Linked DNA regions of Homo sapiens: all the other regions are linked to region 1. The links are chromatin loops, found by intact Hi-C in ENCODE. Cell type or tissue: heart left ventricle. All regions are shown on one strand.

Evidence for each region. Peaks named below come from ENCODE experiments on the same cell type or tissue, not always from the same donor. Only the 100,000 strongest peaks of a DNase experiment are listed, where the experiment ranks them.
Region 2: it touches region 1 in a loop (2.7-fold over the local background); 41 of 110 quality-filtered maps call a loop at or near these places.
Region 3: it touches region 1 in a loop (5-fold over the local background); 7 of 110 quality-filtered maps call a loop at or near these places.

Annotation. Positions count from the first base shown.
Region 1 is chr21:45,137,084-45,145,083 of GRCh38, reverse strand. The region is part of intron 2 of ADARB1 (adenosine deaminase RNA specific B1); the gene reads right to left. Among named protein-coding and RNA genes, the nearest start is that of ADARB1, 67 kb to the right of the region's middle. RefSeq lists an enhancer at 6,116-6,410. In heart left ventricle, CTCF peaks have their summits at 4,556, 6,314 (motif pointing right), 7,603 and 7,814 (motif pointing right); DNase peaks (open chromatin) are centred at 4,553, 6,303 and 7,793.
Region 2 is chr21:45,274,046-45,282,045 of GRCh38, reverse strand. It overlaps POFUT2 (protein O-fucosyltransferase 2), which reads left to right. Exons shown (of 9, transcript NM_133635.6): 5 at 3,877-3,943; 6 at 4,904-5,029. Among named protein-coding and RNA genes, the nearest start is that of POFUT2, 9.8 kb to the left of the region's middle. RefSeq lists an enhancer at 1,286-2,485. In heart left ventricle, no CTCF peak of the experiment used is centred here; DNase peaks (open chromatin) are centred at 135 and 4,817.
Region 3 is chr21:45,195,295-45,203,294 of GRCh38, reverse strand. The region is part of intron 8 of ADARB1 (adenosine deaminase RNA specific B1); the gene reads right to left. Among named protein-coding and RNA genes, the nearest start is that of LINC00334, 35 kb to the left of the region's middle. RefSeq lists an enhancer at 1-468. In heart left ventricle, no CTCF peak of the experiment used is centred here; a DNase peak (open chromatin) is centred at 3,064.

The DNA of each region.
Region 1 (8,000 bases):
CTAGTCTATAAAACACAAAAGCATGCTACTTTCCTGACTATCACACTGTATAATCCTGTTTGATATTTGTTCTACATTCATATAAAAAGTTAGATTAAAATGGCATTTACATATATTTTACCTTCATTTTCATAAAGAGATCATTTGGTTTTTTCCTCATCAAATGACACAGCCCAATGCACAGTAAATCTTCCTAACATCAAAAATGCATATTTTTGGTTTCTTGAAAGTCAGAGTAATTTAGACTCTCCCGGCATGACAGGACAAGCAGTATCCTAATTGTGGTAAATCTGTGTGCCAGCAAGTGGAAAGGTGCCCTGGTGGGGCACTGGCTCTCTTACTGCATATTAATTCATTTTGTAGTCATTTCACATGAAGTTACCAGAGTTGAAGCAATGCCCTCACAACGTAGCTATGGTTCTCTTCCTTTTTCTTCCCATTTCTTTCTTCCACCTTTAGGATTATTGAAGAGAAACATAAAAATAGAATGTCTGATTCATGAGAATCCAGAAATTCAAAGCAGAATAGCAACGATTTACTGTATCAGGTATGGTTTCTATGATGATTAAACTGACAGTTTACAATTTTAATAAGATACCTTAAAGCTCTTTTTTTCCCAACTTTAAAAGTTCATCAATTTCTGACTTCAGCTGCCATGTCTTTGCAAGTTAATAACTGTTTAATTCTAGGAGAATGTCACAAATAGCCATACACCATTTAGCATCTGACATTCCTGGTATCTAATTAATTTTATTTTTATCTATGCCCTCAGAGTAAAGTTCTAAAATTTAATGTTCCCAGAATATTAATTTAGGAAAACTCTTAAAAGCATTTTTCTACTCTTATAAGAAGGGGAAATATGAGTTTATTAGAATTCTAAAATCTCTATGAGAGTAATTTACTCATTATTTACATAAAATCAACACATGGGAAATTGTAACATTACTTAACGTAATATTAAAGTACCTCAGAAATGTCTGTCAATAAGAAAAGTAGCAAATATTCATTCATCTAACTATTTACTGAGCATCTACTATGTACCAGTACTGTCCTAAATGCCTGAGATACATCAGTGAACAAAGACGTTAACATCTGCTTTCCTGGAGCTTATGTTCTAATAAGGAAAAAAAAAGACAACTGACAATGGGGACAATGGGGGTCATAAAAGATGAACTGCCGTCAAGTGTCAGGGGACAACAGTGGCTGTTATTCTAGGATGATGGCTGGATGTGGGAGGGCAGTAGTGGCGATGCCATTGCGGAAAAGACTGCAGCGAGGTGGTGAGGAAGCTGGCCGTAAGACAGCTGGGAAGAGTGTTCTCTTCTGGGAAGAGTGAAGAAAGGAAGATGGAAGGTTCTAGGTAGCCGCAGCACCTGAAACCGCCCAGGAACAGCCAGGCAGCCAGTCTGACAGCAGCACAGTTAACAGAGAGTGAGAGGAGACGGAGGTCCAGCGGCTCTGCACATGGGACCTCCTGGGCCACAGTGAGGACATGGCAGTCATATGGTGGCAAGAGACTGTGGCAGCATCTTGGACACGGGCTTTAATCTAGTTCTGACCTAGTTTTAAAAGGAACACTCAGGCCAGAGTAGGGGACAGGGGCACAAGAGGCATGTCCTGAAGGCACCGCCCACAGGCCTCCTGGCTGCCATGTGGGATAGAAAAGAAAGGATAGGCCACCTTCAGCCTGAGAGCCTGGAAGGAAGGAGCTGCTGAGATGGGAAGATTATGGCAAGGCAAGGGAATGAGAATTTGGATGTCTTAAGTTGTGGAGGTCTATAGATGCCTGAGAGAAGATGCTGCTGGACTTGGGGTCTGAGTTTGGAGAGCAGGGGGAAGGTGTGGGACTCACCTGCAGAGGTGATGCTGGGTGCAATTCCTGAGTGAGGAGCACAGTGCCAGGAGGTTAGGAGAGGAAGAAGCAGGGAGCCAGGAAGGGCACCTGCCGAAGCAGAGGGCACAGGAAAAGTCGGCTGAGCGATGGCCACCTGCCAATCACTACACATGCATTTGCTCATTTAAACATCATCAAATCTCAGTAAAGGAGACTGAGGTTTCAGAGCAGCAGGCTGGACACGGCTGCTACTTGTTTTACAAGCATCGCAGATGCCATTGGAGCTTTGGCCTTTGTGGGTGGAGGCTGCACAGCTGTGCAGCATGGCCATGGTGTTGGTAAAGTAGTAACCAGCACAGAGTCACTAGCTGGTCCCCCTGGTCAAAGCCCTGCTCCCTCTTCTATTAGCCAAGGGCCGTAGGCAATTTCTTACCTTCTGGGCCCCTCAGATCCCCCTGCAAAACACATGACGGAGCCAGGCCACACCCCTGAGTTCATGGGGGGACCAAGCAAGGACGCCGCTTAGGCCGCAGCAGCTGCACACCCAGTAGGCAGATCCCACACGGCTCCCACCACCTCATGGGGAGCAGCCTGGCAGCCAGCTGGGCTGAGTCACTGCCCAAGGTCACATGGTGGCCATGTGCTAGGATCCACTCCAAATCCAGAGCTCTCCAACCTGGGGACCCACACTCCACCCCGCTACAATGCTGCCCAGTTAAAGAAAAAACACAACTACTTATTTTCTCAATTAAGATTCCTTACAATATTAAGTCAAGTAACATATTTCTTTACATAAACACATTTCTGTTTTCTGAATGAGAATGGTTTCAAACAGAACAGACTAAGTATAACTTTCAGTCTACTTGCAACATTCCTCTACTTCTTCAAACAAATGAATTCAATTAAGCTTTTTCCATTGGCTTTAAAGGTGACTTTACCATGCAACTTAGGGTTAAAAATCAAAGTCTACACTTCTCAAATGAGTATAGCGGGTGTTCGATTTGAAAAACAAAAAGAAGGCAGGAGCCCAAAAAAAGGAGACACTTGAATTGAGCGACCTTAATTAGCTGCAGTAGCATAATGTGGCTTAAAGCAAGCAAGCACCCACAGACAGTGACCAAGGGTGGCTCAGGTAACCCAGGGGTAGACAAGGTGACCCAGAGTGGCCAAGGTGGCCCGGGGGTGGCTAAGGACACCCAGAGGTGGCTACAGTGGCCCAGGGGTGGCTAAGTGACCCACAAACAGCTAAGCTGACCATGAGTGACTAAGGTGAAAGGGTGGGTAAGGTGACCCACAAATGGCTAAGGTGATCCTGGGGTAGCTAAGGTGACTCACTGGTGGCTGAGGTAACCCACAGGTGGCTAAGGTGGCCCTGGGATGGCTAAGGAGACCCTGGGGTGGCTAAGGCGACCCAGGGATGCTAAGGTGATCCTGTGGTAGTTAACATGGCCCAGGCGTGGCTAAGGCGACCCAGGGATGCTAAGGTGACCCTGGGGTGGCTAAGGTGACCCAGGGATGCTAAGGTGATCCTGTGGTGGCTAACATGGCCCAGGGGTGGCTAAGGCGACCCAGGGAGGCTAAGGTGTCCCTGGGGTGGCTGGAGGGACCCACGGGTGGTGAAGGTGGCCCACAGGTAGCTCAGGTGGTACTATGCTAGCAGCAGAGGACAACTCAAACCTAGGGGGACTATCACCCTTGAAGGACAGCTCCATCCCCATTTACAGACTCTGGGAAACTTTTTAAATTCTTATGAGCTCTGAATATAAATTTGATACTAAACTGGAACATACATTGACAGGTATTTCTTTAAAGATTCTTAGGCATTATTTAAAAATAATGCTTTCTATAACTGGCTACTAAAAATAAAACAGAATGGCAATCCTTTGAAATATATTCTGTAAAACCACTACTACATATTTAGATCATGAGAGTATAGGCTAATTTTTTGCATTTTAACATAATTATTACCTATTTGGAATATTAAGCTTAAAACAATAGAATCATAAAATTATGTTACACAAAGACTACACAGCAAAGTCACAACTTTTTTTTTTGAGACAGGGTCTCGCTCTGTCGCCCAGGCTGGAGTGCATTGGCACAATCTTGGCTCATTGCCACCCGTCTCCTGGGATCAAGCAATTCTCCCACCTCAGCCTCTCGAGTAGCTGGGACTACAGGCATGTGCCACCATGCCTGGCTAATTTATTTTTACTTTTATTTTTTGTACAGACAGGGGTTCACCATGTTACCCAGACTGGTCTCAAACTCCTGGGCTTAAGCAATCCTCCTGTCTCAGCCTCCCAAAGTTCTAGGATTATAGGCTTGAGCACCACACCTGGCCACAATTTTTAGAATTGCAAAAGATGTACAAAACTTCTCATTCCATAACACAATCAGCCCCTTCCGCAGACTTAATTTATTATATCAAATTTATAAATTACTTGATAAAATTTTATTTACAATTCAGATCACTCACTGAATTAAACCAGCTATAAGTATTCCATCTCATTGCTTCACAGGTCCTCTAAATGGTAAAAATGAAGCCAGGGAACAGAAAGCTTTCTGAAGGAAACTGGCTTCTGGACGCACACTGGAATGCACACACACATACACTCACGCACACACACACAGATGGTGTAAAGACAAGAGGTTTGTCCTGGTGGCCACCGCTCAGAACGCCACTGAGCCTCCTCCACTGAGTCTTAGAAGCGGCCCTACAGCACCATCTGCTGTTCTGCAGAGGTCACTCAACGCTCCACACCACAGCAACCAAGCCAGGAGCCACCCAGAAGCTACAAGGCATGGGCTGCCAGGGGCGGACCTGTACCTCACAGCCTGGTCTAGGTGCTCTGCTGAATACAAACCATCTGATGGGACATCAACATCAGACAAGGTCGCCCTGGGCCCTGATGGGTAGGACATCTGCACGGGGTAAGAGGAAACTTTTTGGGGTAAGAATATTCTCTACCTCAGCTGCTTGGTGGTGTGGCACTGGCATACATTTGTCAGAATATATTAGAGTGCACACTTTAGAAGAATGATTTTTGGCTGGGTTGAGGTGGGTGGATCACCCGAGGTCAGGAGTTTGAGACTAGCCTGGCCAACATGGCAACACCCCATCTCTACTAAAAATACAAAATTAGCCGGGCATGGTGGCGGGCGCCTGTAATCCCAGCTACTAGGGAGGCTGAGGCAGGAGAATCGCTTGAGCCTGGAAGGCAGAGGTTGCAGTGAGTAGAGATCATGCCATTGCACTCCAGCCTGGGTGACAAGAGCGAAACTCTGTGTCAAAAAAAAAAAAAAAAAAAAAAAAAAAGAGTTTTATTGTCTGTACATTTTACCTCAGTAAATCCAATTTTAAAAAAATCAAGAGATCCCAGAAGAAAACAAATTCTATAAGAAAGGTAAGTCTCAATTTGAAATAAAATAGAAAATACACATATTTCAAGAAGAATGAATTAAATGGGTTCCAAGAAACAGAATGAATAAGCTGGAAAAGGCTGGCGATAGCATAAGAAAGGCAGTGGTCCCTCTCAACAAGAGAACACGGAGAGGCAGAAGTGCTGATGCTCAGGGCCCACGGGCGCACGCGGCCCCACACTACCACTCACCACGCTCGCTGCGCCCGACAGGCACCTTCCCTGCCCCACGTGACAGAGGAGGAAGCTGAGCATGGGAGTTGAGACACTTGCTCGACCGCTGGATCCAAACTCAACTCCATTCCCCACTCTGCTCTACCACTCCATGCCAGGCAAGAATATGGGAAAAAGAGAAAACGGAGCCAAAAAATCAAGGAAACCAGGAGAAAGAGAAAACGGAACCAAAAAAATCAAGGAAATCAGGAAAAAGAGAAAACAGAACCAAAAAATCAAGTATACCAAATCCAAGTATAAAGCAAATTAAACTGTGGCATGACTTTCAGCAATCGTCATAATAATATAAGTGCCATTTATGAATTTGGAACTTTGATTGAACCAAGGTTACAGAACAGAAGAAGTTTTCTACTTTGGTAACACAGAAGACAAACAAGGCTGGGAGCAGTGACTCACGCCTGTAATCCCAGCACAGTGGGAGGCTGAGATGGGTGGATCACCTGAGCCCAGGAGTTCAAGACCAGCCTGGGCAACACAGCAAAACCCCGTCTCTACAAAAACTACAAAAATTAGCCAGGCATGGTGGCATGCGCCTGTAGTCTCAGCTACTCAGGAGGCTGTGGCAGGTGAATCGCTTGAACCCGAGAGGCGGAGCTTGCAGTGAGCCAAGATTGTGCCACTGCACTCCAGCCTAGGCAACAGAGCGAGACTCTGTCTTAAAAAAAAAAAAAAAAGAAGACAACAAACTGACAGAGGTCAGACAAACTGACACCACCGAGGAGCTGAGGGCCAGATAAGTGCTTCTGCTGCCTTCCATGCAGGAAACTGAGAGGCCGCCCAGGGCCCACAGGCCACGAGCACATGGGCCACTCAGTCTCTAGGATGACCAGCAGGGGGCGTGGTTTCAGGCTTGGTAAGCTGATCCAGTGCTCGTCCTGAAGCCCTTTCCCCTACCCCTCTACCAAGGGTGCCACAAAAATGAAAGGCTCATTTTCTGTCTCTTTTGTGACTAAAGCTGGCCACAAAACACACTTCTTGCCAAGGAGAAAGACACAGTTCTGGTGAAAGACAGGTGAAAATATGCTGAGGGCTTCCACAATGTCTCTGACAAAAGGAATAGACAAGAGCTCCACGGCCTGCTCCTTCTCAGTTGTTCCTGCCTTAAACACAGAAGTGGTGTCTAAAGCTGCTGCTGCTGTACTGCAGCGATACTCACCCAGAGCCCTAAGATGGCTGAACTCTGGACTAGCTCTAGCAAACTCCTCCCTCTGGATTACTTACGACATAAGAAGTGCGTATATACATCCAAGGTGTGTAAGATACTGTGAGTCATGCTGTGACCTTCACCCAGAATCAATCCTAAATGATACAGGAAAAGAAGGTTGGAGAAACGTCACGGAGCTAAATCCTCCTCCATGTGAACTAACAGTGCACAGTTAATGTCTAAAGTTCATAAATCAAACAATAGCAAGTGCAGGATGCAGCCCTTTCTCTTGGTTAAGCTCCTATTATGTTGCATCTCTGTCACTTATAGCCAATCCTAATACTAATTAATATAGAAATACAAATATCTAAAATGCATTTTAAAAAATCAGTGATGCCACTGAGGAGGGCAAGAGCTATACTCTATCGCTTCTCATCAAAAGCCCTTCTAAGTTTGAGGGCATCACTCCCATAGAAATTGAAATTAAGCACAGGTCTGCCCTTTTCCTGCCCCCAGCAGGCCCAGCCTCTCCCTCCCCTCCAGCCCACCAGGCTTCTGGAGTCATATCCAGAGCCCCTCCTGCCTGGGGTGCCCACCTCCCATGCCATCTCCCTGGAAAACAAACCCAGCTTTCCAGACTTGCTGCAACCCTACATCCATGAACTCTCCTGCCCTGCCTCCTGGGCACACCTCCTTCCATCCCCACTTTCCTCACAGTGCCACCATCATCACAGGCTTCCTCCCCTCCACACCCACCAGGCTGTTCACATGCAGTGGGCAGAGACTGTATCTGAACCCTCAGAGCCTCAATCAGGGGCAAGGCAGAGGCCAAGCTCCATCACTGAACGCAGACATCCTCACACCGTCCTCTGAAGAGACTTCAAATGTTTTATTTTAAATCGGATTGATGGGCCTTCACACATCAGGGGACTGTTGGTCACTAAAGCACAAAGCTCCTGGCACACCCGAAGGGCCACCCACGTACCCTCAGACCAAGGAAGGGCAGCCAAGGGGCAGGAATGGCCAAGAGCCCCATCCCCACCACCAGCATGGCGATGGCGTAGGTTAAGAAGGGGGTCAGCAGTCATCAGTCTTCCAGAACTCTCGACATATCAGGATCACAAGCGGCTGCAGGCTGGAACCTCAGCCTCCAGCACCTTACACAGGGGAATCTGCCCACAAGAGGGAGCTGCTGTGTCACTCCGAGTCCCTCCATGTAGAAAAAGCCTTTGGGAACTACTGAACAGAAGTAAATTCAGATTGTCCTGGATCTACACGTGAATCTTCTCACTTCTTGCCTTTTACACACACACCAGTCTTCAAGGTCTGGATTCATTACTTTTAGTTTAGTCATGCTCAGAGCACAGCA
Region 2 (8,000 bases), 140 kb before region 1:
AGACTGTTCTCGATTTGTAGCACTTGGGCAGCTTTTACCAGTACCTCCCCCCTCCCCACACCCAACACCCACTGTTTGATCTGTTTTCTGCCTCACGGGTCTGGGGAGGATCATGCAGCCACCTTTGGCCATGCGTCTGCCTCAAGTGGTCGCCGGCCTGGTGAGCTGGGCCTCGAGGGTCCACCCAGGAGGCTGGGGTTGCAGACAAGTCAGTACCTGATGATGTCGTAAACTCTGGAGGGAATTGTTGATGGCCACGTTCTTAGAACTTGCTGCAGACTGGGACCCTCTCCGTCACCTCCCTTGGGTCTTCTGAATCCCCCAGCAGGCACTGTGAGCGTCTCCCATAGACCAGGCATAGCAGGGCACGGGTGCCCCTCGCACTTGCCCACGTTGAGGCTGCCTTGTCTGCTGTCGTGCCCTGTGTGTGCCTCTAGAGGCCATCAGCCACGATCCTGTTGCACATCACAGCTGGCTCGGTATCACCCTGGTCAGTAACAGCTGCCGCTGGCCCCAGCGGGCCGGGACCACATGGTCTCAGCTGCTCTGGGCCTTTGTGAAGGCAGGTGGCTCCATCACAGGCCCGCGTGTCTGCTGCTCAGCCAGCCCGGCTGTTGCAGACAGAACTCAGAGGTTGTGGAGGGAGCTAGGCTGAATTGTTTTGGTTGTTGAGATGCAGCTTTAATGTTGTCCTGGGACTGGGTTCATTTCATGACAATATTCGGGTTTTGGAAGCCAGTCTGCCTACGTTTGGGGCCTGTGGAACAGTCTTGCCAGTCAGTTTTTTTGACTCACATTTACAGGTTAGAATGGAGCTGAGCCCAGAGGGGGCTTCCAACTAGATGGTCCTGATTTAGGAGAAACGCTTCTGCCGGGGAGCAGGGGGAAAAGGCGCAGTGGAAAAGGAGGCTGATGATGGGCGGTGAGGTCATCTGCCCCCAGCACCCAGGGAAAGTCTCTTCCGGGGGTTAAAGCCCTAATGGGAAGGTGAAGCTATCAAGCCGTCAGGAGAGGAGCCTCACCACCGTGGGGCAGAAAGCTTTCTTCAACAAGATGGGAAAAGCATGGACCAAAAAAGAAAGATTGGTAAAGCCAGTTACTTTAAAATCAAGAACTTTTGTCCATTAGAAAAATGGAGACAGGCCTCAGAGAGGGAGGTCCTGCAGCACATTTGATAAACTAAGGACTCTCTGGGATACAGGAGACGAAACTCAGCGAGTGAGGGACGGGCAGCCTGGGGTGAGGCGAGTCCAAGACGGGATCCGTGCAATTGAGACGAAACCCAGCGAGTGAGGGACAGGCAGCCTGGGGTGAGGCGAGTCCAAGACGGGATCCGTGCAATTGAGACGAAACTCAGCGAGTGAGGGACGGGCAGCCTGGGGTGAGGTGAGTCCAACACAGGATCCATGCGATTCAGGAGTAAGGACAGCTGCTGTTAATGCGAGCAGGTGCCCCCATTGCTGTCATGCTCGGGAAACCAACCGCTGTCGGGAGGACAGGCCTGCAGGGGCTCAAAGGCTGCTCCTGGAGCAAGAATCTGGTAAAACCCTGGGAACCCAGTGCACCCTGAATGCGGGACATGCACCCGCAGACCCCTGCCCAGGAACGTTCATAGCCTCCCCGGACCAGGAAAACACGTGCACCCCTCAGCCACGCACTGGATAGAGTGTGGTAGATCCACAGCTGAAGATGGGCAACCTGCTGCCGTGTTCAACAAAGAGAAATCAAGATATAATGCCCAGTAAAAAAAAAGAAAAAGATAAATGTAGTCATGTTCCATGTGCATGAAGGTCAAAGACAGTCCCGTGCATCGGAGGGAGAGATGGGAGGATGCCGGGGAGGCCCCTGAGGACGGGGCAGAGCAAGTGTGTGAAGCGCTTTCTTCCTCCTTGTTCCTCCACCCGGGTGGGGGCTGCACCGTGTTCATTTTGGAGCAGTTTGTCTACCTGTGCCCGTGCGGAATGTCCTCTACCCGCGCCCGTGTGGAATGTGCGTCTTGAAGTGCAGTATTGCATTTCATAAAAAGCCCTTAAAACGGCATTAGAAGCAGGGCCGGAGGCACCCACTGAATCCAGCTACACCCATCTCTCCAGAAATCGCCTCACATGGCCGCCTGTGCATGCAGCCATCTTTTGAAACACACGTGGAATCACCACACGTGCCCTCTCCATGCGGTTTTCAGTTTGCCCTTTCTTCCCACCCAGCCATTCACCTGGGTATTACGACACATGGACATCACCTCGTTCTTTTGCAGTTGTCTGTGTACAGATGGAAGAAAATGTGGCTTTTGGTTGTTTCCAGGTTTCTGTAGAAGAGTCTTTGTGTGAACCATGAGGGCGTAAAACTGTAGGATGCCACCCAGAAGAGGATGGCTGGGTGTGCCCTTGGTGCAGTCCTCAGAGTCCCCGCAGTGGCCGTGCACGGCTGGTTCCCAGGCAGCCACGAGGGCCGAGAGCTTCCATCTGTGTGGATCCAGTAGCAAAATGTGGAATCCTTGCTCTGTTCGTGTGTGTTTCTTTGATTTCAGAGTAAAACTACACTTTAAAAGCCTTTTGAAATGTTATTCTATAAAATGCCAACTTAGATATGTTGCTCATTTTTTCTCTGTAGAGATTACATTTTTTTGTTTGTTTGTTTTTTGTATTTTTTTTGAGACTGAGTCTTGCTCTGTTGCCCAGGCTGGAGTGCAGTGGCGCGATCTCGGCTCACTGCAACCTCAGTCTCCTGGGTTCAAGCGATTCTCCTGTCTCAGCCTCCCAAGTAGCTGGGGCTACTTGTGGCATGCACCACCGCGCCCGGCTAATTTTTTTGTATTTTTAGTAGAGACGGGGTTTCACCGTCTTAGCCAGGATGGTCTCGATCTCCTGACCTCGTGATCCGCCCACCTTGGCCTCCCAAAGTGCTGGGATTAGAGGCGTGAGCCACTGCGCCTGGCCAAAATTAAAATTTTTATTTTTCCTTAAAAATTTCTGCGTTTTTGTATTCCAGCCTTTACCACCCCAATATTCAGGTCTATTTGCTCACGGTCCATTTTGTGTGTTTCGTTTTTATTTTGCATCAAGAGCCCTGGGGGGAGTTTGGTGAGACGGTTGGCTCAATGGCTGGAATAGGAGAGGCACTTCCCACGTGGAATTAGGTAACGTGACAGTCACAGGCACCAGGATGACTTGTCAGACCCAAACTGGAGCAAGGAAGGCACTGAGGAGGAGGCACCTGCCTGCGAGTCTGAGATAAAGGCCAGCTGGAGGGCTCTCTGAAATAACCCCAGGACGTTCCTCACGTGCTTCACGCACCTCACCTTTCACAGCCGCTGCTTCAGTCGTGTGCCCGTGTTCCTGGGACTAGGTTTGCCACCGGACAAGGGTTGCAGTAATTCGGACGAGACGCTGTGGAAAGAATGCCTGCCCAGGAATGGCGTCTCTACCACGGAACAGATGCAGCTCCGGCTTTGAGCTCGAGTCAGTGAATTTGTTTCCAGGCAGCTTATGTGAACCTCTCCTTTTTGTCAAAGAAAACCTTCCCCCACCCTCCCCTCCTCAGGCACGCCTGCAGCTTGCCATAGCCGTCGGTGGATCCTGGATTCCAAGCCTTTTGCCCACTGTCAAATACACTCCTCAAATTAGGAGATACTTTTCTCTGATGTCATTCTGTTCGTTGACAGTAGGCATTAAAGCCCTCTCAGAACCGTGGTGTGGAGGCCAGACAGCAGCCTGCCTGTGTCTCAGCCATAACCACCCAACGCGCCCTGGTTAGTGTCCCTCGGAGACTTGGTCTCTGCTTCCTCGGCCCGGGGTTCTCCCAGTTTGTGCTCTGAGAGTGTGAATGTCATCATCCTTAACTCTTATAACTGTTTATTCTTCTGTTGTTTAAAAACAGGTCCGTGATGTTAGACAGAGCCGAGAACCTACTTCACGACCACTATGGAGGGAAAGAATACTGGGATGTGAGTGTTTCCTCGGGAGCGTTTTTCTCAGTTAGTGTATGTTGCCCATTATTTAGCTTTTGAAAATTTAAAACAGTCGACAGCTCTTTTTGAACCTTGCTGATTAAAACCATCATTTTAAGCCATGGATTTGGGCAACTGCGGTGACTGTGCCACCCCCAAGCCTCACGTGGCTGCAGAGCCAGGTCCTCGGGAGCCCGCAGGGCCACCCAGCTCTCCCCTCTGATGCCACAGGCCCTGAATGCGGTGGCAGCGCCCTGGAGTCAGCCCCGGAGTCAGTGACTCCGTCAGTGGCTGGAACGTAGACCCCTCCTTTCTCCTCTCTTTAGCTTTGAAAGGTGGGACTATTCTCTGCAGCGGGTCTTTTCCGTTGGCGTTGATTTCCGCATTGATGGGGTGACTTCCCATAGCCACCCCTGGTTCTGTGAGTGAGTGGGAGCAGAGGGCGGGAAGTGGCTGCCCCCTCCCGTGGACACAGCAGGCCTGCTGACGTGTTCACCAGGGCAGCAGCTTGTAAAGCCGGAACCTGCCTGCAGGAGACACAGTCCCTGCTCACGTGGGACTTTGTGCAGGTCAGTCCCACCCCGTTTGGCAAAGCAGGATGTGCTAACCGCCTAAGCTAGAAGTCGAGTTGGGGAGAGACTGAGGGGAAGGAGCTGCACACAGTTGTGCCAGCCAGGGGCAACGGCCAGCTGAGCCCAGTGTGTGCCGCAGCTTCCCACGGCAGGGGCTGGCAGAGCCGGCAGGGGTGGGCGGCTTGCCCTGCGTTGGCTTCATGCAGGAGACCCTCCAAGAGCCTCCACCGTGGATGGCGCTGCTTCTCAGGCGACCGTGGATGACGTGTCTGAGGGGCTTGTTCCAGCTGCGGGGGTGGGTGGTGGCAGCGACAGGAGAACCCGCTCCGGGAGGGCTGCGTGGCGGGCGGGCGTGTTCTCAGCCGAGCCGTCGCCGTTTCCACAGACCCGTCGCAGCATGGTGTTTGCCAGGCACCTGCGGGAGGTGGGAGACGAGTTCAGGAGCAGACATCTCAACTCCACGGACGACGCAGACAGGATCCCCTTCCAGGAGGACTGGATGAAGATGAAGGTAGCCCCCCTCCCTTTTGTTAATTAGAGAAAAGGTAAAGTCTCTCTGGAGATGCCCCACACTCAGGCCTTCCATGTAAAGTCACAGCAGGGTTGGCGTGTCTGTGGGCGTGGATGCCTCGGCGCCTCTCTGGAATGTGAGTCACAGTAATGACCTGCTCTCGGGAGGCGCCGGGACCCTGGGGCCCTCGTCATGTGCAGACTCAGGGAGTCACTCGGCCTGGCTTTACCTTTAGTAACACGGGCAGTCATGGCAGGCCCAGCGGACTCAAAGGTGTTCTCAGAGCGCGGCAAGGCCAGGAGCGCGGAAGCAGGAGCTCGAGGTGGTCAGAGGCACGTTCGGCCTTTTTCCCTCTTGACTTGATTGATAAAGAGAAAAAAGCAGCGTTCACCTGGACTCACCCAAAAGCACCATCAGTGCTGTTTTGGTCTAGAATCATCCTTTTCTTATTCTTTGTATATATTTTTAAGTGTTTTCTGAAAGTTTGAGTTTTTCTGTGATGTAATTTCAACAAATGTGTTGCTTTTTCAACTTGATATTGTTTTTAAGCATTTTCAGTGTCTGTTTTTAGCGTTTTTTAAACAAAACTTTCATAGAAGTGCCATTTTACTCGCTTGTTCTTTATGGGGTATTTGAGCTATTTCCAAGTGGAATAGCATTCATTGTTCCAGCAATAATTAAGTTACTTGGACAGTTTTTACTGGGGAAAAAATATAGAAGATTTTTTTTCATTTTTATCCCACTTGTGTTTCTTTTCAGTGTTTTTTTTTTATTCTTTTTAATTTTATTTTTAATTTTATTTAATTAATTTGTTTTTGTTTTCGTTTTGAGACAGAGTCTCACTCTGTCGCCCAGGCCGGAGTGCAGTGACACGATCTCAGCTCACTGCAACCTCTGCCTCCCGGGTTCAAGCAATTCTCCTGCCTCAGCCTCCCGAGTAGCTGGGATCACAGGCGCGTGCCACCGCACCCGGCTAATTTTTGTATTTTGAGTACAGACAGGATTTTCCCATGTTGGCCAGGCTGGTCTCAAACTCCTGACCTCAAGTAATCCACCCGCCTTGGCCTCCCAGAGTGCTGGGATTACAGGCGTGAGCCACTGTGCCTGGCTTATTTTATCATTTTTTTTTTTTAGCCTTAATCATTTTTGGGGAGCAGGTGGTGTTTGGTTACATGGATAAAGTGGTAGTTTCTGAGATTTTGGTACACCCATCACCCGAGCAGTGTACACTGTCCCCAATGTGTAGTCTTTTATCCCTCACCCCCTCCACTCTTCCCCTCGAGTCCCCAAAGTCCATTGTGTCATTCTTATGCCTTTACATCCTCATAGCTTAGTTCCCGTGAGAACATACAATATTTGGTTTTCCATTCCTGAGTTACTTCACTTAGAATAATGGTCTCCAGCTCCATCCAGGTTGCTGCAAATGCATTCATTTCGTTCCTTGTTATGGCTGATGTACCACATTTTCTTTATCCACTCATTGGTCAATGGGCATTCAGGCCGGTTCCATGTTTTTGCAGCTGTGGATTGTGCTGCTATAAACATGCATATGCAAGTGTCTTTTTCATATAGTGGCTTCTTTTCCTCTGGGTAGATACCCAGCAGTGGGATTGCTGGATCAAATGGTAGTTCTACTTTTAGCTCTTTAAGGAATCTCCACACTGTTTTCCACAATGGTTGTACTAGTTGACATTCCCACCAGGAGTGTCGCAGTATCCCTTTCACTGCATCCGTGCCGACATCCATTATTTTTGGGTTTTTAAATTATGGCCATTCTTGCAGGAGTAAGGTAGTATCCTGTTGTGGTTTTCATTTGCATTTCCCTGATCATTAGTGAAGTTAAGCATTTTTTCATACGTTTGTTGGCCATTTGTGTATCTTGAGAATTGTCTATTCCTGTCCCTAGCCTATGTTTTGATGGGATTATTTGTTTTTTCATGCTGATCTGTTTCATTTCCTTGTAGATTCTGGATATTAGTCCTTGGTCGGATGCAAAGTGTGCAAGTATTTCCTCCCACTCTGGGAGCTGTTCGCTGATTGTTTCTTTTGCCGTGCAGAAGCTTTTTAGTTTAATTATGCCCTATCTATTAATGTTTGTTTTTGTTGCATTTGCTTTGGGTTCTTGGTCAGGAACTCTTTGCCTAAGCCAGTGTCTAGAAGAGTTTTTCTGATGTTATCGTCTAGAATTTTTATGATTTCAGGTCTTAGATTTAAGTCTTTAATCCACCTTGAGTTGATGATCCAGTTTCATTCTTCTACATGTGGGCTGCCAATATCCCCACACCATTTTTGAATAGAATGTCCTTTCCCCACTTTATGTTTTTGTTTGCTTTGTCGAAGATCAGTTGGCTGTAAGTATTTGGCTTTATTTCTGGGTTCTCTTCTGCTCCACTGGTCTAGGTACCTATTTTTATAGCGGTACCATGCTGTTTTGGTAACTATAGCCTTGTAGGATAGTTTGAAGTTGAGTATTGTGTACTTCCAGATTTGTACTTTTTGCTTAGTAGTTTTGCTTTGGCTATGTAGGCTCTGTTTTGGTTCCATATGAATTTTAGGTTTTTGTTTTTTCTAGTTCTGTGAAGAATGATGATGGCATTTTGATGGGAATTGCACTGATAGATTGCTTTTGTAGTATGGTCATTTTCACAATATTGATTCTACCCATCCATGAGCATGGGATGTATTTCCATTAGTTTTTGTTGTCTATGAATTCTTTCAGCAGTGTTTTGTAATTTTCCTTGTAGAGATCAAGTTTTGTGGGTTTTTTTGGTTGTTTTTGTTTGTTTGTTTGTTTGCAGCTGTTGTAAAAGGAGTTGAGTTCTTGGTTTGATTCTCAGCTTGGTTGTTGTTGGTGTGTAGCAGTGCTACTGAGTTGTGTACATTGATTTTGTGTCCTGAAACTTTACTGAATTCATTTATCAGATCTGGGAGCTTTTTGGATGAGTCTTTAGGGTTTCCTAGGTATACAATT
Region 3 (8,000 bases), 58 kb before region 1:
GGAGGGGGCTGTGAGGCTGAGGGAGGAACGCATGTCCCAGCCTGGGGGGCAGGGGACACAGGACAGCAGCAAGGGCAGCCAGGGCAGAGGGGCAGGGCAGGGGCCCCTAAGCAGCCAGGAGCTTGATGAGGGAGGGGGCGGTATTCAGATGGCAGAGAGAGGCCTCTGGAGTGGCCCAATCTAATTTCATGGAGTGTCTCAGGGGAGGGGCTGGCGCATGCGCATTTTACGAAGTGGCGTCAGCAGTGTGGCACGCGCTGCAGGGTTACACGCTCAGCAGTGTGGCACACGCTGCAGGGGAAGACGCTCAGCACAGTGTGGCACAGGCTGCAAGGGAAGACGCTCAGCACAGTGTGGCACGCGCTGCAGGGTTAGACGCTCAGCACAGTGTGGCATGCGCTTCAGGGGAAGACGCTCAGCACAGTGTGGCACAGGCTGCAGGGGAAGACGCTCAGCACAGTGTGGCACAGGCTGCAGGGGAAGATGCTCAGCACAGTGTGGCACGCGCTGCAGGGTTAGACGCTCAGCACAGTGTGGCACGCACTGCAGGGGAAGATGCTCAGCACACGCTGCAGGGGAAGACGCTCAGCAGTACAGGTCAGAAATGAAGGTCGACTGGGCAGTGTGGGGACAGGGAGGCCAGGGCAGATGAGAAACATTCGGGCTTAGATCTGCGGATGTGGCAGGACTTGAGACTGGAGGAGGCTGACGCCCAGACTGGAACCAGCCTCCATATATCCCCCCTCTGTCACTCACTCCGTGGCACAGCCTCTGCCTGACAATGCCCACAGTTGTATTTGGAGGCCTGAAGTCTCAGGGCCACTCCATGCCCCCTCAAGAACCTAGCAGGGCAGAGCTGGCAAGTGGGGTAGGCAGCACATGACAAACAGCCGCCAACCTCACCTGTTTACGCCTCATTCTGGATATGCCCCAGCACTGACCTCCAGCTGCTCAGTCCCCACTCTGGGGTCACCCTCACCCTGCTCATCCCTGTCACAGCAGTCATCAGCAGATCACCTGGGATCCACTTTTGGAAGAGATATAGGACCTGACTTCTGGCCACTGCCACTGCTACGCCATGGGTCAAGTCATGCCCCCCTGCCTGTGTCATGACGCCCTCTCCTAAGGGGAACCCGGTGCCTGCCCCAAGCCCTCTCCTCTTGACCCCTGTGAACACGTGGGCCAGCACAGGCCATTCCCTGGCACAAAACAGTCCAGTGGCTCCCAAGAAAATGCCAGCAGTCCTCCGGCCAGATCCCCCAGCCCTGTCACCTCTCACCCTGCACCTGTCCCCAAGCTTCTGGCCACCCTCAGGGACCTCCTTGCTGCTTGCCCAAAGCTTCTGTCCACAGGTCCACCAGCTGGAACACCAATCCCAGAGGCAGCCATGGCTGCCCCCACTTTAGGTCCCTGTACAAAAGCCGTTCTGAGGGAGGCCTCCCTTCCCAGCCACTCAAGCCTTTTGCTTACCTGCTGCCTGAGGTCTCCCTTCCCTGCCGCCCAAGCCCTCCAACCCCATTCTGACTTCCACATAATTTACAGATCCATGTTGGACTCTCTGCTCCCATCCTACCCCAGTGCAGGAAGAGGTTTCTGTCTGCTTTCTTTACTGACCTATCCCAGCACTTACAATATGTACCTGGCACATACAGAAGATCAATAAATATGTGTCGAATGGACAAATCCTCCAATTCCTATGACACATTCCTTCCACCTTCCAAAATGGAAATGAAAATGAAGGTTTCCCTAACTTACAGAAAAAGCATGAAATGATTCAATACCTCTAAGAAACACAGGCCCCTTTCTTCTACAGATTAGAAGCCTCTATGGACTCAGCATCTTTAAGCTGAATTAGGTCTTCTGGGCAAACTTTAAAGCAGTGATCCTGCAGAAACCTTCATTTGTTAGGAGTCATTAATTCTGAACGTATGCTTTGAAAGAGAATTCCAAGAGTGTCTACAGCTCTGCAGAGGCCCTGGGTGGGAAATGGTGTGGCACCAGCTTCCACTAATGCACCTCACAAAGGACAGCTGGGACAAACTTCATCAGGATGAAATCGCCTAGCGCCAGCGAGAGGGTGTCAGACACAGTCAGCGTCCATGCAAATAAAACAAGTAAAGCTCTGCCAAGACTGCAGGCAGGACGTCTCCTAGAGATACCCACTACATGTCCACAGCCACCTGTCCTGCGGACCCCATGGGAGGTGCCCACTCACAGCGTGCCATGAAGTGTGTTTGGCTGACACCCAAGGAACCTACAGGTGTCCCCACTCTCACAGCATGGCCTCGGCTCAGTGCACCCGGGTCTAGGCATCTGTGCCTGGCCTTCTTCGTCTTTCATTTTCCTTGTGCCATTTCTTTAGGAACAGAGTCCAGACTGCTATCATCTGATCTGTCCCCTGATTCAGTAAAGGGCCCGGCCTGAGAGACTGAGCTGCAGACAGACGTCGGCCAGACCACACAGGGCAGGAGAACTACTCTGACCCAAACCACAGCCTCCACAGCACTCGGCCCAGTCAGCCAGGCTTTCAGGAAGGACTACAGCTTCCTAGTGGTTGCCCCACGCCCATTCCTTCCTGCTTTCAACCCAGGACCAGCCAGAGATGCCCCTGGGTTCTTCAAGCAGCTGCACGGGAGGCCACCTTCTGCAGAGCCCATCTTGGCTTCCCCTACCTCCATCAGAACATACCCAAAGCCTCCCCCTTTCCCTACAATAAAGCCATCCCCCTTCCTGTGCGTGCCTTTGAGTCTGCCCAACACAGTGCTCTGGCCCCCTTGCCATAGCCGACTCTGAATAGACAGGCTGCTGGTCCTCCTCTGGATGGTCTTGTTTGTTCCCACAGCTCTGTGCAGCTGAGGACACAGGCCGAGGTCATCTGAACCAAGACTCTCGTTCCTTCCCACGGCTCCCGCGCCAACATAATCACCGTGGGGTGGCCAACCCCATGGGAGCCTCTCACCCCATGGTCTTGTGGACAACTCTCTGGGGCTGCATTCACCGCCAAACTGCCTGCCAGTGGGATGGACACCCTGGTGACCTCCAATGGCAGTGCTGTGGCTCCCACCCCACCCCCAACCTACCATGGCCCTGGGCCCTCTGCCTGTCACTGTGTCCTGTGTAAGGGGAACAGTTCAGCCTCACCCAGCCCCATCCACCTGGCCCTCCAAGGTGGCTGCTCCCCACTCTCAACTCTCCCAGAGCAGGGACACAGCTGCAGCCAACTGGCATCATTTTGGCCACCAGGGCTCTTTCCGGGCAACTTTTCTGGCCATTTGCTATTTCTTGGCCCACCCATGCTAGGTTCTATCAGCTTGTGTTTGTTTCTTCCTTGAGGTAAAGTCTAATTACTATATAATAAAAGGCTTGGATCTGAAGGGTTCAGGTCCATGAGCCCCGACTCCTGCATTTATGTGTGTGACATCCCCACGCCCCAGCAAGGATCCTCCAAATGGATGGCTTTGTGCTATGCAGGTGCAGGAGTCAGCCTGTAACCAAGTCGAATCCTTTGTTGGTCACATGAGACATCAGAAATCTCTTCCCAATATGTGGCTTTTCTTTTCCAAATATGTGGGTTATAGTAAATAATTCCTGAAATTTTAATTTAGTCAAATTTATTCACTTTTCTTTATAATTGGGGTTTTCTGTGCCTTACTGAAGAACCCTGCAACTGCCAGGCACTGCTCTGCATACTCAGGTCCTTAACTGTCCTAGCATGTGCTTTGGATAGTGTATGGTGGGCTGCTTCTCTGCACAGACAGCCTGTTTCTCCAGGACTGGTCGTTGGCTACTTTGTCCATGTCTTCTGCGAGCACCACGTCTAGCACAGACTGCTGGCTGCAGCCCTGCCTTTCTTCCCTTCCTCCTGCATGACAGAGCCCCAGTCCTCTTCCAGGTGGCTGAGTGTGTAAGCCCGGCCACCCCAGCTGCCCCATAGCGAGTGGAGCCCTGTGCCTGAGCTCTGGATGATGAGCTGAGCTGGCTGAAGTGTCCCTGTGCCTGGAATTCAGACTGGGTACTCAGGGATTTCGTCAGCTCTAGGGATTATGAAGACCCTGAACTCAGAAGAGACCTCTTAGATGGTGCGGGACAAAGAGGGATCAGGCTCCAGACCATGGAGCCACCAGAGCTTCTCTGGGCCACCTATTTTTGGACTTAATTTTCTGTGAGAGAGACAAGCCTCCATCTAGTTTACATTTTCTTTTAAACACAGGCAGGCCTGATCACCAGTGCTGCCCCATGGGTCTGCAGGTCTTTTCAGATTGTATGTTGTGCCACTGTTCTGCCGAAAATTACCACTCACTTTTGATTACTATGGTTTTATATTGTTAGTTTTCTATTGCCATGTTGGGATTCAACTTTTAAGTACTATGAAAAAATAAGATTTTTATTAAAATCACATTGAAATGATAGATTTAAGAGGAATTAATGAAGCTTTAAAAAATATAAAATAGAATTTGGCTTGCTAAATTTTTAAAGATAATGTAAGTGTATAAATGTGTATTTCCATGACATGTTGTTGTTTTGTTTTCCTTTACTGTCCTTGTCTGGTGTGGAGATAAAGGTTGTAGTAACCTTTGAGTTATGAGCCACACAATGAGCTGCAGAATTCTTCCCTACTTTTCTATCCTTGGAAAATATTACATAAAATGGGGATCATCATCCCACAAACGATGTCTAGAACTCACTCAATGTTGTCTGGGCCAACCACTTCCCCTCTCTCCACAGACTCTCCTTCCTTCTATTTTCTTAATTTATTCTCTGTGTGTGTGTGTATGTGTGTGTGTGTGTGTGTGTGTGATTTAATTTAATAGGCAGAGTTCTATTCCAATTTTCTGCATATGCTTAAGTCACTTTTAGCAATGTACACTTTTCTAGAAAATGTTCTATTTTGTCTCAGTTTTAAAACCTATCAGTGCTGAAGTGTCTAGGACTCTCCACTGTAGCAATCTCTGCTGGACCCTGAAGGATATCCGTGTTTTCATTCCAGATACGTTTTGGTAGTGCCTTCTGTCTTCTTGATCAGCCTCACCGGTTCTGTTGACTTTAATCAACCTGCCTGCTCTAAGTACTGACATCTTAGAGGCTTTGTTACTGCTCACTGCTACATCTTTGTTGCTTACAAAACTAATTTCTGCTCTTAACTTTACTGTTTGCATCCTTCTAACTTATTTGAATTTTTCTAATTCATATAGTTGTGGTGCTTTCTGTCATTTACTTATATAAGCATTTTCTCATGTGATTTCTTCCCCTGGAGTTACTGCGGTACAACTGACATACAATAAACTGCACACGCTTAAAGGGACACTGTGGTAAGTTTTGACATTTGTATGTACCCATGTGACCTCACTCCCCAAACCTCCTGTCTCCTTACATCTCGTTCTGTCCCCACTAGGCAATAACTGACCTGCTTTCTGCCACTGCAGCTTAGTCTGCATTCTCCCGAGATATATACAAATGGGACTGTATGGTAATTCCTCTTTTTCATCTGGCTTCTTTCACTCTGCGTAATTATTTTGAGATTTCTCTATGCTGTAGTGTGTATCACTGTTCTTTTTTTCACCCAGTAGTACTCCACTGCATGGATATGCCACCGTCTGTTCTATCTATTTACCGGTTGATGGCTGCGTGGATTGCTTCCAGTTTTTGACTATTTTGTCTATTACAAAGAAAGTCCTACAAACATTCATTTACAAGTCTGCGTGGACATACGCTTTCATTTCTCTTTGGTAAACCACTAGGAGTGAAATGGCTAGGCTACATGGCAGGCATATCTGTAACTTTTTTTTTTTTTTTTTGAGACAGAGTCTTGCTCTGTTCCCCAGGCTGGAGCGCAGTGGCGTGATCTCAGCTCACCACAACCTCTACCTCCCAGGTTTAAGCGATACTCCTGCCTCAGCCTCCTGAGTAGCTGGGACTACAGGTGTGTGCCACCATGCCCGGCTAATTTTTGTATTTTTAGTAGAGACAGGGTTTCACCATACTGGCCAGGCTGGTTTTGAACTCCTGACCTTGTGATCCACCCGCCTCGGCCTCCCAAAGAGTTGGGATTACAGGCGTGAGCCACCACGCCTGGCCATATCTGTAACTTTTTAAGGAACTGTCAAACTCTCTTTGTTTTGTTTTGAGTCTTATTCTGATGCCCAAGCTGGAGTGCAGTGGCGCAATCTCAGCTCACTGCAACCTCCGCCTCCTGGGTTTGAGTGATTCTTCTGCCTCAACCTCCAGAGTAGACGGGATTCCATGCCTGGCTAATACTTGTATTTTTAGTAGAGATGGGGTTTCGTCATGTTGGCCAGGCTGGTTTCGAACTCCTGACCTCAAGCGATCCATCTGCCTTGGCCCAAAGTGCTGGAATTAAAAGCATGAGCCACCGTGCCTGGCTGTGTCAAACTGTCTTTAAAAGTGATTGTTCTATTTACATACCTAGCCACAGTGGATGACAGTACCAGTTCCTCCATATCACTGTCAACATTTGGTTTGGCCAGTCTTTTTAATTTCAGCCACTCCAAGAGATGTGTTGTGGCATCTCCTTTGCATTTCATCAGTGACTAATGGTGTTGACCAGCTTTTCATGTGCTTATTTCACATTTGTGTATCTTTTTTTGGTGAAGTGTCCATTCAAACATTTTGCCCATTTTAAAAACTATTTTCCCCTTGTTGCGTTTTGAGAGTAACAGTGGATTGTGGATACCAATCGTTTATTAGATATATGATTTGCAAACATTTTCTCCCTGTTTGTCAGTTTATTTCTCACTGTTTAAACAGTGCTTTTTGAAAGAAGTAATTTTTAAACTTTGACAGTTTTTTTCCTTTTATGGAAAGTCTTTTTTAGTGTAGCTAAAAACTTGCCTAACTCAATGTCACAAACATTATCTCCTGTTTCCAGAATTTTTATGCATTTAGGTCTATGGCCCATTACAAATTCATTTTGTATAAGGTGCAAAATATAAGTGAAGTCCATTTGTTTGGTTGCTTGATTTTTTTTGCTTTTTTTTTTTCTGCACAGGGATATCCACTTATTTCAGCATCACTGTTGAAAAGACTATTCTTTCTCCACTGAATTGCCTTTGTGCCTTGGTCAAAAATTAACTGTGACCAGCAATGAACAGCAGAATTGGAAATTAAAAACACAACATCATTTACACTAACACCCCCAAAACTGAAATATTTAGGTATAAATTTGACAAAGTATGTACAAGATCTGTATAAGTAAAACTATAAAATTCCAAAGAAAGAAATCAAAGAACTAAATAAATGGATATTCCATATTTATGGCTAGGAAGACTCAGCGTTGGTTCTGTCCAACTTGACATAGAGATTCAACACAATCCCAATCAATATTTCAACAAGTTATTTTGTAGATATTGATGAACTGTTCCTAAGGCTGATATAAAAAGGGAAATCCAGAAGAGCAAACACAGTATTGAAGGAATATAATGAAGCTGTAATACTAACATTACCTGACTTAAAGACTTACTATACTAGAGTAATCAGGACAGCATGGTATTGGTGAAAGAATACACAAATAGATCAATGGGACAGAATAAAAAGTCTAGAAACAGACCTACATAAATACAGTCAACTGATCTTTGACAAAAGAGCAAAGACAATGAAATGGACAAAAGGTAGTATTTTCTACAAACAGTGCTAGAACCAATGGACATAAACATGCAGAAAAAAAAAAAAAGAATCTAGGCATAGGTTTTACACCCTTCACAAAAATTAACTCAAAGTAGGTCACAACCTAAATGTAAAATGCAAAACTATAAAATTCCTAGAAGATAACACAGAAGAAAATCTAGATGATCTTGGGTTTGGTGATGACTTTTCAGATGTAACATCAAAGGCACAATCTATGACAGAAATAACTGATTTGCTAGACTTTATTAAAATTAAAAAGTTCTACTCTGTGAAAGACAAGGGAGTGAAAAGACAAGCCACAGACTAGGAGAAAATATTTGCAAAAGACATATCTGATAAATCTATGAAGAACTCTTCCA